Linked DNA regions of Homo sapiens: regions 2 and 3 are each linked to region 1. The links are chromatin contacts, found by Hi-C or POLR2A ChIA-PET in ENCODE. All regions are on one chromosome and are shown on one strand. The core of a region is the stretch at or near the end of the contact, and the rest is flanking DNA. Distances in the headings are between cores, read along the strand shown. Region 1 overlaps MYO9B (myosin IXB). Region 2 holds the start of PIK3R2 (phosphoinositide-3-kinase regulatory subunit 2). Region 3 holds the start of RAB8A (RAB8A, member RAS oncogene family).

What was found. Hi-C counts contacts between places; a loop is a spot of excess contacts on that map. ChIA-PET counts read pairs that join two places held with the same protein, here RNA polymerase II (POLR2A). Pooled maps may share reads with other maps.
Region 2: POLR2A ChIA-PET joins it to region 1 with 13 read pairs in activated naive CD4-positive, alpha-beta T cell. The contact joins the promoter of PIK3R2 here to the enhancer-like site in region 1. POLR2A ChIA-PET finds 5 or more read pairs at or near these places in 2 of 52 experiments (A673 and activated naive CD4-positive, alpha-beta T cell).
Region 3: a loop to region 1 is called in a pooled map, with 4 times the contacts of the local background. The contact joins the promoter of RAB8A here to the enhancer-like site in region 1. A Hi-C loop is called at or near these places in 2 of 37 single-sample maps with no recorded cell type and 3 of 50 pooled maps.

What each region holds. Positions count from the first base shown.
Region 1 is chr19:17,124,292-17,129,046 of GRCh38, forward strand. All of the region lies in intron 2 of MYO9B (myosin IXB), which reads left to right. Among named protein-coding and RNA genes, the nearest start is that of SNORA118, 34 kb to the left of the region's middle. RefSeq lists enhancers at 1,324-1,713, 1,824-2,263. Within about 2 kb of position 1,885, at least 29 of the 41 ENCODE cell types and tissues checked have a DNase peak (open chromatin) inside an H3K27ac peak, as active enhancers do.
Region 2 is chr19:18,150,889-18,155,643 of GRCh38, forward strand. It overlaps PIK3R2 (phosphoinositide-3-kinase regulatory subunit 2), which reads left to right and starts at 2,275. Exons shown (of 16, transcript NM_005027.4): 1 at 2,275-2,406; 2 at 4,569-4,755. It overlaps MAST3 (microtubule associated serine/threonine kinase 3), which reads left to right. Exons shown (of 28, transcript NM_001393504.1): 28 at 1-799. RefSeq lists enhancers at 1,026-1,105, 1,648-2,540, 1,846-2,125 and silencers at 2,236-2,615, 2,926-3,145.
Region 3 is chr19:16,109,807-16,114,561 of GRCh38, forward strand. RAB8A (RAB8A, member RAS oncogene family) reads left to right here and starts at 2,083. Exons shown (of 8, transcript NM_005370.5): 1 at 2,083-2,219. The coding sequence starts at 2,096. RefSeq lists a silencer at 1,466-2,125.

The sequences.
Region 1 (4,755 bases), core at 635-3,134:
GGACCAGCCTGGGCAACATAGCAAGACCCCATCTCTACAAATAAAAATCATTCCTATGTCAGGTAAAGAGAAAGCATTTAGAACTTCCCAGAGTAGAACAATTACAAGTGACACTCTAACAATGCAATAAAACTTCGTGGAACTTTTTTTTAAAGTAAACTTATATTGAGCAACTCTTAGATGAAGAGATACAAACACAGCTGGGCGTGGGGGCTCATGCCTGTAATCCCAGCACTTTGGGAGGCCAAGGCGGGCAGATCACCTGAGGTCAGGAGTTCGAGCTCAGCCTGGCCAACATGGCAAAACCCCGTCTCTACTAAAAATACAAAAATTAGCCGGGCACCTGTAATCCCAGCTACTCAGGAGGCTGAGGCAAGAGAATTGCTCAAATCTGGGAGGCAGAGGTTGCAGTGAGCCGAGATCGCGCCACTGCACTCCAGCCTGGGCAACAGAGTGAGACTCTGTCTCAAAAAAAAAAAAAAAAAAAGGTACAAACAGACCAAAATTGCAGGTTTTCTAAAAATCAGTGACAAACACCCGTATGTTATCAGAATCCATGGGCTATATTTAAAGTGATGGTAGGAGGACACCACATAGCTGAACACCCATTAGATCCACAAATAGGAAAGAACGGAAGTAAATGAATTCATGTCCTATCTCAAGCTGAGAAAAAAGAACAAAGTAACCCCCAAAGAGAATGATTTGGGCATCAAATGGGCAAGATGAGGCCAGCTGCGGTGGCTCACACCTGTAATCCCAGCACTTTGGGAGACCAAGGTGGGCAGATCAGTTGAGCTTAGGAGTTCGAGACCAGCCTGGGCAACATAATGAAACCCCATCTCTACCAAAAATACAAAAACTTAGCCGGGCGTGGTGGCACATGCCTGTGGTCCCAGCTACTTGGAGGGCTGAGGGTGGAGAATCACTTGAGCCTGGAAGGCAGAGGTTGCAGTGAGCCAAGATCATGCCACTGCACACTAGCCTGGGCAACAGAGTAAAACCCCATCCCCCCCCCCCCAAAAAAAGGGTAAGATGAGCCCTAGGGGAAATATGATAAATTCTTCAGATGTTTTCACAGCCTTGAGAACCAAACAGGACCTTCCCCCATCAAAGCCTGGTTTGTTCTGTATTCTTTCTGTGACCTAGTACGTGGTTTCGTGATAACCTAAACCCAAATTTAGTGACATATGTAAGATTTCAGTAACTTGTTTCACACTTAGGTTTTTGTTGTTATTTAAGGCTTCCCCTACCCCACCCCTGTAGGGTTTGCTGTGAGACTTTAGCTCATGGTAGGAGTCTGTCCTTAAAGGGCCACGTCCTAGCCCTGGGAGTCCTTGCTGCGTTTCAGTGTTTGCTGTAATGCCATCTGCGTCTGTGGCTGACAGTTGGTGTCTCTTGTGAACTGGGACATACGGCGTTGGGAGCACTCAGCTCTCTGTACATCCCTGCCGTCCGTCCATCTGACCAGCAACCAGCTATCGAGAGCCTGCCGGGGTGCCCCAAACCCCTTGAGCAACCAGAAAAGAACAGAACCCGGCAGCAGCTAGGCTAGGGGCCCTGGAGAGCCTCCACTTCCTCCTCTGCGAATAGGGGAGCCATGAGGTTGGGGTGACTCTTCCACTTCCTGCCCCCACATCCGCAGGCCAACTGAGCCTGCAGCTGCCTCCTGTGCAGGCTTGGGCTTGGGGGTGTGGGGAGTCCTGTCTTGCACCACATAGCTGCCTCCTCACCTCCATGACACCCACCCCCTTCGCAGGGTCTTCCTTGTGCCTGGCTGGCATCATCCCCGACATGGCCCCCACTAACCTCCTCATTCCCTCGGCCCCGCCTTCACCACAGCTCTGAGCTCTGTTGAAAGCATCAGCTAAACTTCTCATTTCCTCGCCTCCAGCCCTGCCTGCTGGCCTCCGCCCCCTCTGCTCCCAGCTCCCAGGGAGTCTCTTCTCACCCAGCCCTCCTTGGGCACGTGACCCTGTGGACCCATTTTGTCCTGGGTGCTTCCCAGGCCTGCTCCTCCACGTCCCCACCATGGCCTCGGGAGACCAGTCACCCAGGGTGACACTCACCTCCTGCCGACCCATCCTGCTGGAACCATGTCGGGGATCCCCGGAAAACCCCATTTAACAGAGGATCCAGAACAGCGGCCCCTGGCCACTCTTTTCTCACGAAAACCAGACAGTCTGTATTTCACACAGATCCTAGGGGCCACCCAGTCTCTGTCAGAATGGCTTGACTCTGCTATTGTAACTCAAATGCAGCCTTAAGCCAGACCCAGACCGATGTGGCTGTGTGCCAGGAAAACGTCATTTGCTGCTGCTGAAAATTGAATTTCACATCAATTTCAGCCATCAAGAGATCTTTTGACTTTTTTTTTTCTTTTTTTTTTTTTTTGAGACGGAGTCTCGCCCTGTTGCCCAGGCTGGAATGCAGTGGTGCGATCTCAGCTCACTGCAGCCTCCTCCTCCCGGGTTCAAGCGATTTCCTGCCTCAGCCTCCCAAGTAGCTGGGACTACAGGCGCCCACCACCATGCCCGGCTAATTTTTGTGCTTTTAATAGAGACGGGGTTTCACCATATTGGCCAGGCTGGTCTCGAACTCCTGACCTTGTGATCCACCCCCACCCCCACCCCCACCCCCCACCCCCGGCCTTCCAAAGTGCTGGAATTACAGGCATGAGCCACCACACCCACCCGATCTTTTGACATTTTTTCTCCCCTAAGCATTTTTTTTTTTTTTTTCAGATGGAGTCTCACTCTGTCGCCCAGGCTGGAGTGCAGTGGCACAATCTTGGATCACTGCAACCTTTGCCTCCCAGGTTCAAGCGATTCTCCTGCCACAGCCTCCCAAGTAACTGGGACTACAGGTGCACACCACCACGCCCGGCTAATTTCATTTGTAGTTTGGTAGAGATGGGGTTTCACCATGTTGGCCAGGCTGGTCTCAAACTTGTGACCCACCCCCCTCGGCCTTCCAAAGTGCTGGAATTACAGGCATGATCCACCATGCCCGGCCAATTTTTTGACTTTTTTTCTCCCCTAAGCATTTTTTTTTTCCAGTTGGAATCTTGCCCTGTCGCCCAGGCTGGAGTGCAGTGGCGCAATCTTGGCTCACTGCAACCTTCGCCTCCCAGGTTCAAGCGATTCTCCTGCCTCAGCCTCCCGAGTAGCTAGGACTACAGGTGCCCACCACCACACCCGGCTAATTTCTTTTGTATTTTGGTAGAGACGGAGTTTCACCATGTTGGCCAGGCTGGTCATGAACTCCTGACCTCAAGTGATCCGCCCTCCTTGGCCTCCCAAAATGCTGGGATTATATGTGTGAGCCACCATACCCAGCCCCCTAAGCATTTTTAAAATGTGAAAACTGTCCCTAGAACGTAGGCTGTACAGTAATAGGTGGCTGGCCACACTTTGCAGACCCCCGGTAGAGATCACTGGTACCAGGAGGGTGTCCTCCATGTGGCCACACCCATGCCCCTACCTGTTTGTCTGTGACCGCTTTCCTGCCACATTGGCAGAGCTGAGCGGTGACAGCAGATGGAGCCAAAAATATTCACCACCTGCCCCTTCGCAGAACAAGTTTACTGGCCCCTGATTCACACAGAAAATCCCGCTTAATCCTCCATCTGCTAAGGCAGAGATTTTTCCAAAACCTTACCTTACAGGAGAGAAATCTGAAATCCAAGAGCCGTGAACTAATTTGCCCAAATTGCCCAGCAGTAGCCTTGAACCTCCAACCCTCCCCCTGGCCACCAGGATCCACTGAATCTTGCAAAGTGTCTCAGCAGAAGTAGCCTGCAACCTGGCTAGTCATGGTGGCTCAAGCCTGTAATCCCAGCTTTTTGGGAGGCCGAGGCAGGAGAATCACTTGAGCCCAGGAGTTCAAGGCCACCCTGGGCAACATAGCAAGACCCTATCTATACTGAAAAAAAAAAATTTTTTTTTTTAAATTTAGCAAGGCACAGTGGTATGCGCCGGTGGTCCCAGCTACTTGAGAGTCTGAGGCGGGAGGATCGCTTAAGCCCAGGAGTTTGAGGCTGCAGTGAGCTAGGATCACACCACTGTACTCTAGCCTGGGTGACAAAGCAAGACCTTGTCTCACTAAAAGAAATAGCCTGCAGCCCCATGAGGACCTGGGGGTTTATTTCCCTGGCATTTCCGTGAAGCACAGCCCCAGCTCCCAGTGGCTGCCCCATGGCTGTTTGCTTGGCAGACCTGGCAGAGCAGAACCCCCCGGTCCCTCAGGCGTCCTGGGACAGGGCACTGCCCATAGGGCTCCTGTGTCCATGAGGGCCTGGCACAGCCTTGGGATGTGGCCTCCGCCTACCGGCTTGAGCCACCGGCGCTCAGGGTCACAGCTCTCGTCTGGGTCTGACTGCTGTCAGTGTCCCCAGGTGGGCGTCACCTACTCCGTGGCCTCGGGACGAGTGCTGTTTCAGGTAGAAAGTTCTGCTAGGAACTTGGAGAATACAGGAAAGAAATAACAGGAGGTCCAAGCTGGCTGCCAGGCCCTGGCCAGTGTCATGTGGTGGTCTCCACCTTACCCAGCTAGAAGGAGAGAGGACTTTTGCAAACCAAAAAGCAAGGGGACAATCTCCCTCTTTCAGCCCCTTTCTTTAGGCTCTGTGGTGGCTCGATATTTGCAGATGTTCTTTCTCCAGCCGCAGCCTCTCTTGGCCATACCGGTCACTCCTTCATCTCAGTGCCTGCATGGCCTTGACGGGACAGGGGAGATCAGAAGTTCTGCGTGGCTCAT
Region 2 (4,755 bases), core at 1,025-3,524, 1.0 Mb after region 1:
TCCAGTATGCCAGTCCTGCGGGATTACGTCCAGCTACTTCCAGAAACACTCAGTGTCCCCTCCCCTCAGGCTCTGCCTTGGCCTGGCCTTGTCCAGTCTACCCTGGACAAGATGCCGTGTGTTTGAGGCCCAGCAGAGTAAGCCCTTGGCCGTGATGTGTCTGAAACACCTGTTAGGGGTTCCCTCCATATGTCAGAGCCTCTCTGGGATGAAGTTCAAGCCAGAAAACCCAGTCGAGGCTCAAGTTTGAATTTCAGCTTCACTGTGTGGCTCTGGGAAAATGGCTTTCCCACTCTGTGCCTCAGTTTCCTTGTGTTTACAAGACTAATCCCATTGACTGTTTATTAAGCACCTACTGTGTGCCAAGCGCTTTTACGTGGCTTCTCCCTCAGCCAGCCTTGAGAAGGCTGGAGGTGGTGTCATCACCTCCATTTTACAGACAAAGCAGCTGAGACCCCAGCGAGGGGCGGAGACCTGTCCCACGATCACCCAGCAGGAGTCGTGGCAGAACGGAGCATCAGCCAGACCCTGTTGTGGGCGTTGTCATCAAGGGAGCTTGAATGGAGGGTCTGGTGTCAGATACAGCCGACTCCAGCCCCAGCTCATCCCCCATGATGCTGTGTGACCCACTGGGCACTCTGGTGAGGGAGCTTTCCAGACATCAACAGCCCACTCTGCTTCCCTTTCTGAGTCCCCTGTCCAGCACTGCCTAGTGTTGGAGGGTAGACCAAGGCTGTGCATGATTCACCCCCTCCTTCCATCCTGGAGCTGGCAGTGAATAAAAGCCCGTATTTACAAAGATGAGCTCCAACGTCTGGATTTGTGAGGGGCTGAGAAAGGAGGAAGGGAAGAGTGGGGAGGGGAGCGGAGTGAAATAGACCCATGGCTCAAAGTCATTGCAAGTGGGTTTTGAGGACTGCATAGCAGTTCGCTGTTGAGATTCTTCCTGATGCCATCGCTGGTACCAGCCTCCTGCTACCCTCTCCCTGCGAGTACTCCATCATAGCCCTGCCTTTAAAAGCTTCCTCCAGACATCTGGGCCCTGAGCTATGTTTTTTATTTTTATGTTTTTGAGACAAGGTCTCGCTCTGTAACCCAGGTTGGAGTACAGTGGCGCAATCACGGCACATTGCAGCCTCGACCTCCTGGGCGCCCTGGGCTATGTTAATAAAATAAATAAGCGGCGGGGCGCGGTGGCTCACGCCTGTAATCCCAGCACTTTGGAAGGCCAAGGCGGGCGGATCTCCTGAGGTCGGGAGTTCCAAACCACCCTGACCAACATGGAGAAACCCCGTCTCTACTAAAAATACAAAATTAGCCGGGCGTGGTGGCGCATGCCTGTAATCCCAGCTGCTCGGGAGGCTGAGGCAGGAGAATCGCTTGAACTCGGGAGGTGGAGGTTGCGGCGAGCCGAGATAGCGCCATTGCACTCCAGCCTGGGCAACAAGAGCGAAACTCCGTCTCAAAAAATAATAACAAAATAAGCAATCGTCGCGTCCTTTCTATCCTGGTCTTAGCTTGCGCTCTGCCATAAAACTCCCTCTAGCCGAACCCGGCCCAGCCCTAGAGCAATCCGTTACTTCCGGGGCGCTCAGCCGGCATGCAAACACTCTTGGCTACAGCCCCATCTCCGAGTGCGTTCGGCTATTTCCGGAAACCGTCGGCATCTAGGCTCAAGTCCGCTAAATTCTAGTGCCCGTAGGGGTCGAGATCGTTGGCTGTTTCCGGACGCTCTGGGTTGCCATGGAAACTCCTTCAACCCTGGCTTTCTCCGACTTCTGCTTTTTGCGGCAGGCCCTTTCCCCACTCTACTGCCCCCTGTTTGCTGAGCTTGAGAACGCCTCATTTGTCCCCTGGAACCATCTATGCTTCAGTAATTCCCATAAGCTGGCGGTCGCCTCTGGGTCTAAACTCCCAAGGCCTCCATTGGGCACTGAGCACATTCGGTTATTTCCAGAAACGCTCCGCGGTCTTGGGGATCAGCCTCAGTTGTGCCAGTGCGGCCGTAGAGAGTGTTCGGCCATTTCCGAAAGCGCTCGGGCGTCTCTAAGCCCAGCCGAGCCCAGTCTCGGATCCCTCGCCGACCCGATTGCACTCGGCTACCTCTGGAAACGCTCGGCTGTCTCGGGGGCACCCTCTAGTCCACCAGTCCCGCGGGATTACGTTCGGCTACTTCCGGAAACACTCGGGTGCCCCCTTACCTCAGGCTCCGCCTCGGCCTCGGTTCATCCGCCCGGCTCGAATGCGCTCGGGCATTTCCGCCGGGGGCGGGCCAGGCCGCTCGGAACCGTGGCGGCGGCGGAGGCGGGGATCCCGCGGCTGCGGCGACGGTGGCCGCGGTGGAGCCACGGGGCGGGCTTGGCTTGGTGTGACGGCGGCTGCGGCGGCGGTGGCGGCCGCGACCAGGTGAGTCCTGACTGGCCCTCGTGGCGGGGGCGGCTGGGAGTGTGCTTAAATGCGGGGCGCCCGGGGGCAGTGCCGGGCCCCGGTGGAAGCCAGAACGCAAGCGCCAGGCTGCGTCGGGCCCCGCGGGAACTGGGGGGGCCGCAGGCAAGGGGGGGCCTCGGGCTCGGCTCCGCAGCGGTGCAGCCTCCTTGGGACGGTCGGGGCAGAATGGGGAGAGACTCCCCGCGTCCAAGATACCGGACTGGAGCCGAGGCCCCAAATGAAGGGAGGCCCTGCCTGGAATGGGGCTTCGAATAGTACCGAGGGGCGCCCAGGCATTGTGCGGGGCAGAATGGGGTGCGGGAGGGCCGGGGGTCGAACCCACTTCCGGTCCCCTAGCCGGGTGGCCGGGTCCACGCAGACCCAAGTGCGCGTCTGTGTGAGCGCTCAGGCCCTGCCTTCACCCGCGGAGCCCCCAGCCCTGCCTGCCCCGCCCCTCCCGCCTCCCGGATTCGGGGAGCGCTGCTCCCGGGGCGCGCACACCGGGGCGTGGGGGCGGGCTGGCAGGCAGATCCAGGCGGTTTTCTGGGCATCCCCTCTCGGGGCCTCAGTTTCCCCACCTGTAGAATGAGGGTAACAGAGGCCTAGGAATGGGTAAATTGGGCACCCGAGAATGTGGCGCCCCTCCGCCCTGCTCGGACACCTCTTGGGGTTCCCCGTGACTGAAGGATGCTCAGAGCCTCCACCTGACACTCGGGCCTCTTGGTGGATAGCACCTATCCTTATAGCCACCCTGAATCCTTGACAAGCAACTTAACCCACTGCCAAGGCTTTGCATGTGCCGTTCCGTCTGCCTGTCGCGCCTTCCTATCCGCTGTGATGATCCATTCTCTAGAACAGCACGTCCATCCCCCGACCCTAGCCCTGTCCATCACAGGGCGTCTGAACCCGCAGGGCTAGGCTGGGAATGTGTGCCTATCTCCGCCTCCCCAGGCTGGGACTCCTGGGGAATAATCAATGCCCTGCTGCCGGCAGCCTCCCCTCCTCCTCAGCTGCAGTACCCCCACCTTCTCCTGGCTCCCTGTCCCTGCCTGGGGCTAAGGTTCCTTCTAAGCACCTCCCCATCTGCATTTTGTGCCTACTCTGGGCCCCAGGCTGGAGCTACCTGCCAGCCCACTCACTCCTCCTCTGCAGAGACTGGAGGTCCATTTGCTTGGACTCACCTCGAGGCCTTTGCTTGTGTAGAGGCCTCTTCCTGGACTTTGTTCCCTACCTCTTAGTTCAGCTGGCCTGACCCCTCTATGGAGCTCCCAAAGCACCCGGAGTGGCCTCCATTGCGTCCTCCCTGCCCTAGGTATCTGGCCACCTGGCTGCTGCCCCCTCATGTCCAACTGGGCCAAGTCGGCAGATCTAGGTGTAAGTCCTGGCTTCCTCCTGGCCTACTGCACGGCCCTAGATACCTCCCTGCTCTGAGCCTCAGTTTCCCCATCTGTAACAGGGGTGATGAAAAGCCTGTTTACTGGCCGGGCGCGGTGGCTCACACCTGTAATCCCAACACTTTGGAAGGCAGAGGCAGGAGGACTGCTTCAGCCCAGGAGTTTGCGACCAACCTGGGCAACATAGCAAGACCCCACCTCTATTGGAAAAAAAAAAAAAAAGGCTGGGCAAGGTGGCTCATGCCTGTAATCCCAGCACTTTGGGAGGCCAAGGCGAGCAGATCACTTGAGGTCAGGAGTTCAAGACCAGCCTGGCCAACATGGTGAAACCTCGTCTCTACTAAAAATACAAAAATTAGCTGGGTGTGGTGGCCTGCTACTCGGGAGGCTGAGGCAGGAGAATTGCTTGAACCTGGGAGACAGGTTGCAGTGAGCTGAGATCACACCACTGCACTCCAGCCTGGGTGACAGAGCAAGACTCTATCTCAAAAAAAAAAAAAAAAAAAACTGATTTACTGAGCATGTAGTATACCTGGGGCAGGTTCTTGGGAACTCTACTCCCAGCAGCTCCAAGGGAAGGCTGTCAGTATACCCATTTTACAGATAGAGAAGCTGAGGCCCTGAGAGGGACCGGCCCCAAGGTCACCCAGTGATTCAGGGAATTCCAAATCAGGATTTGGGCCCATCTCCGTGTTGGGGGTGAGAGGAGTTGGCCTGGCTAACGCTGCCCTATCCCTGTCTCCCTAGGTCGGCGTCCTCAGCTGGCCGAGCATGGTGGCAGCCTGCACCCTTGGCTCCCTTGTCTGGTGCAGCCAGCAGAGCCGCCAGCCTTGGGCGCCCATGGCCCTCCGTGTGAGGGCGTGAGCGGCCTGCCCCAGCCTCACCTGCTGATGGAGGACTCAATGGCCCAGTGACCTGACACCACACCACCAAC
Region 3 (4,755 bases), core at 833-3,332, 1.0 Mb before region 1:
CTGTATTTTTAGCAGAGATGGTGTTTTACCATGTTGGCCAGGCTGGTCTGGAACTCCTGACCTCAGGTGATCCACCTGCCTTGGCCTCCCAAAGTGCTGGGATTACAGGTGTGAACCACCTCGCCTGGCCAAAAAACTTTTTTTTTTTTGCAGAGATGGAGGTCTTGCTATGTTGCCCAGGCTGGTCTCCACCTCCTGGCCTCCAATGAACCTCCACCTCAGCCTCCCAAAGTGCTGGGATTACAAGCGTGCACCATGACGCCCAGCTAATTTTATTTGTTGTAGAGATGGGGATCTCCCTATCTTGTCCGGGCTGGTCTTGACCTCCTAAGCTCAAGCAATCCTCCTGCCTCCCAAAGTGCTGACTCCCAAAGTGCTGGGATTACAGGCCTGAGCCACCACACCCAGCTGCAAGCCCGATTTTCCAAATGTATCTCTCCTCTGTTTTTCTCTTTCTTTTTTTTTTTTTTTTTTTTTTTGAGACGTAGTCTCATTCTGTCGCCCAGACTGGAGTGCAGTGGCGCGATCTCGGTTCACTGCAGGCTCCGCCTCCCGGGTTCACACCATTCTCCTGCCTCAGCCTCCCGAGTAGCTGGGACTACAGGCGCCCGCCACTACTCCCGGGTAATTTTTTGTGTTTTTAGTAGAGACGGGGTTTCACCGCGTTAGCCAGGATGGTCTCGATCTCCTGACCTCCTGATCCGCCCGCCTCGGCCTCCCAAAGTGCGGGATTACAGGCCTGAGCCACCGCGCCCAGCCTTTTTTTCTTTTGATAGGGTCTTGCTCTGTCGCCCAGGCCGAATTGCAGTGGGGCGATCACGGCTTACTGCACCCTCAACCTCCTGGCTTCCCAAAGCACTGGGATCACAGACGGGAGCCAACGCCCCGGCCAGTTTTTTCAACGTTGAGAGCCCTGGCCCCTAGATAGGACCCAGCATCCTCACTGCTCTAACCCCTCCCCCCCCACCATCCCCGGGCTGGCCCGGACAACCCCTAAGGTGGCCGAGGGCGGGCCCTGAGGAGGCCGGCGCGCGCTTCCGGGCACAGCTTGTGGCGGTGAAGCCGCTCAGATGGCGGAGGCCTTGGGTATCTCTAAGCAGATCGCTAGGCCGCAGACCTCGGAGCTCGTCTTGGGTCACTTTTATTTATTTTTTTTGAGACGGAGTCTCTCTCTGTCGCCCACGCTGCAGTGCAATGGCGCGATCTCGGCTCACTGCAAGCTCCGCCTCCCAGATTCAAGCAATTCTCTGCCTCAGCCTCCCGAGTGGCTGGGATTACAGGCGCCCGCCACCACGCCCGGCTAATTTTTGTATTTTTAGTAGAAACGGGGTTTCACCATCTTGGCCAGGCTGGTCTTGAACTCCTGACCTCGTGATCCACGCGCCTCGGCTTCCCAAAGTGTGGGAATTAAAGGCGTGAACCACCGCGTCCGGCTTGGGTCACTTTTCGAGTATACAGCTCCTCCTCTCTCCTTCCTCCCTAGGCCCCCACTGCCCCGACTCGCAGGCCGCAGACAAGGCTGAGAGCGCTACCTTGCTTTCCCGCGCTCGCCTCGGTGCCTACTGCGCCTGCGCGAGCTGTGAGGGCGGGACCCAGAGACACCCGCCCCAACTACTGGCGTGCGCCCTCTGCTGTCGCCTAACGGAACTCCGGGCGCGCGTGCGCACGCACCCCAAGCCACGCCCCGCCAGGCTGCCGGCGCGCGAGCGGTTGGCGCCGCTCCCTGCCTTCCCTCTCCTACAGTGGGGCGGGGCCGGGCCGCCCGAGTCGGGGGTGGAAGGCGGGGGCCACATAATGCCACGCCCCCGCCTCGTCCCCATTTGAAGCCCCGCGACTCTTCACTGCTGGTCAATCAGAGCCCGTGCTCTCCCTAGTGCCGGCCAATGGGAGGTGCGCTCGGGCTGCTTCCGGCTCCGCGCTCCGCTCGCCCCCTCCCAAGGTCTCCCCGCGACTGGCGGGACGCAGGGGCGGGCGTCGGCCGCGGTGACGCGCAGCGGGCCTGGAGCCAATAAGGGGCGGGCTCGGTGCTGATGGACGGTGCTGGTGGCCAGTGGAGAGGCGCTGGCCGCACTTCCCGTCGGGGAGAGAGTGTAATATGGCGAAGACCTACGATTACCTGTTCAAGCTGCTGCTGATCGGGGACTCGGGGGTGGGGAAGACCTGTGTCCTGTTCCGCTTCTCCGAGGACGCCTTCAACTCCACTTTTATCTCCACCATAGGTAACGGGACCGGGGAATGGCTGGGGGCGCCGGAGGCCCGGGCTGGGCGCGCCCCTGAGGGGCTGGGGCTGAGGGATCTACAGGGCTGGACGGGCCGAGGGCGCTGAGAGGGTCGAGGGGGCCTAAAGGGAGAAGAGCAGTCGCCTGCACCGCCGTTCGGGGGTTCCTGGGCCGTGGTGGGGGAGACCAGGTGCCCATTTTGCAGATAGGGAGACTGAGGCTCCGACCCTCAGCCCGCTCGTTAGGGCGTGTTATGTCTTGGGCTGGGGTCTTCGCGCCCGTCCTCTCGATCTGTCCTAGCAGCAGCCCTCGAAGCGGTTCTTTTGAGGCTCTTGCCTTACAGAAGTGGAAACTGAGTCATGGGGAATTGGCCATGGGAAAAAGACAGTGGCATCTCACCTTAATGAGCATTTACTATGTGCCAAGTGCTTCACGTGCATTTTCACACTCTTCAGTTCTTGGTGTTAAGTGCTGTTATGAGCCCGTCTGACAAGATGAGGAATCTGAGGCTCAGGGAGGGCATGGAACTTGCCCAAGGCCACACAGTCTGCACGTGGTGAGAATGGGATTTGATGGAATTTGAACCTGGCTGTGTCTCAACCCAAAACTCGAGGCTTAGCTCTCCTAGAGAGATGCCACTGCACACTCCCAGCTGATGACAAGCTCAGCTAATGCACCTTGGAGCCGGGACTCTAACCCACACCATTCCTGCTCTTTTCTCTGGAGCGTTCAGAGGTTGAGCCCCTCTCCCTGACCATGCTTCCCCTCATAAGCGTATTTTCCTCTAGAAGGAATGATAAGAAGAGTCAGGACCTTTTCCCTGCCCACCTTTCATCCTGCTCCAGGAATGACAGCAATGGCAAGTGACAGCACTGCCTGCCCTGGGACCTGTCATCCCCAAGAAGATGCAAGATAAAAGCCTCAGCGAGAAACTAAATCAGCCACTGCCACAGACAGCCTTGACTTCCCTATCAAAGGGCCCAAGACTCCAGCTGTCACTTTAGAACAGCTTTTCCTGTAGGGCCAGCCCACATTGTGGTTGAACAGAATTGGCTTGGTGCATCTCAGTTGTGATGTCCACAGAAGTGGAGCTGACCTCTCTCAGTGCCACAAAAGCAGTCCTGGCCCACAATGAAAAGGTTTGACCCAGGAGTAACACCTATTTGAGTGGCTTGTGAGCTCTGTAGCCCTGCTAGGGATGGGGAAAGTGGGGGAACGGTCACTAAGTCCAGGAGTTTATTCCGACTCAAGAAAACCTAGGGAATGGCCTTTGCTTTACTGTGTCACTTTGACAGAATCGTGTTATCTCCCTGAACCCCAAGATAATGTGCTAATTCCATTCTTGCCCTCCTCCAGGAGCTATGCTTTATTTATTTTATTTTATTTTATTTTTTGAGACGGAGTCTAGCTCTTTTGCCCAGGCTGGAATCCAGCGGCAGGATCTCGGGTCACTACAACCTCTGCCTCCCGGGTTCAAGCAATTCTCCTGCCTCAGCCTCCCTAGTAGCTGGGATTATAGGCACCCGCCACCACGTCCAGCTAATTTTTGTATTTTTAGTAAATACAGGGTTTCACTGTGTTGGTCAGGCTGGTCTCGAACTCCTGACCTTGTGATCTGCCTGCCTTGGCATCCCAAAGTGCTGGGATTACAAGCATGAGCCACCGCACCCAGCGGAGCTGTGCTTTATAAAACAGTTATATGCCAGATGTAAAATAGAGAGAATTGACTGGAAATCATTACGTCTGGTTTCCAGTTGCTGTTTGCCCTTGAATGTGCACTACCCCTCTCTGAGCCCTGCTGTCTTTAGAGCAGGAGTGACACTGTCTGCCCAGCCTAGTGCCCTGGTGGTTGAGGATTAGAATTAGACAATAAGGGGTTGTCACCACAACCAGAGGCTATCTAGAGGAAGCAAATGAATGGCTCCTGCAGTGACAGCATCCAGCCTCTGAAGACAGATGTTTCTGAATTCTTCCCCCTCCCCCACTCCAAGGCTAAACTTTAGGGTAATTCTTGTGCTCCAACCAATCAAGAAGTGGCGTTAATTCAGCCTGGGCAACATGGCAAACCCCATCTCTACAAAAAATAAAATAAAATCAGCCGGGCACAGTGGCTCACCCATGTAGACCCAGCCACTTGGGAGGCCAAGGTGGGAGGATCGATTGAGCCCAGGAGGTCAAGGTGCAGTGAGCTGTGATGGTGTCACTGCACTCCAGCCTGGGCAACAGAGCGAGACCCTGTCTTAAAAAATAATAATAAAAATAAAAGAAAGAAAGAAATGATGTTAACTGTGAGCAGACTGGCTTGCATTCACTCAGATCCCAGTTTCCCAGCCTTCCCCACAAACCCCCCTCTTTTTTTTTTTTTTTTTTTGAGACAGTCTCTCTTTGTCACCCAGTCTGGAGTGCAGTGGCGCGATCTCGGCTCACTGCAACTTCCACCTCCCAGGTTCCAGCGATTCTCCTGTCTCAGCCTCCCAAGTAGCTGGGATTACAAGCACCTGCCACCATGCCCAGCTAATTTTTGTATTTTTTTTTT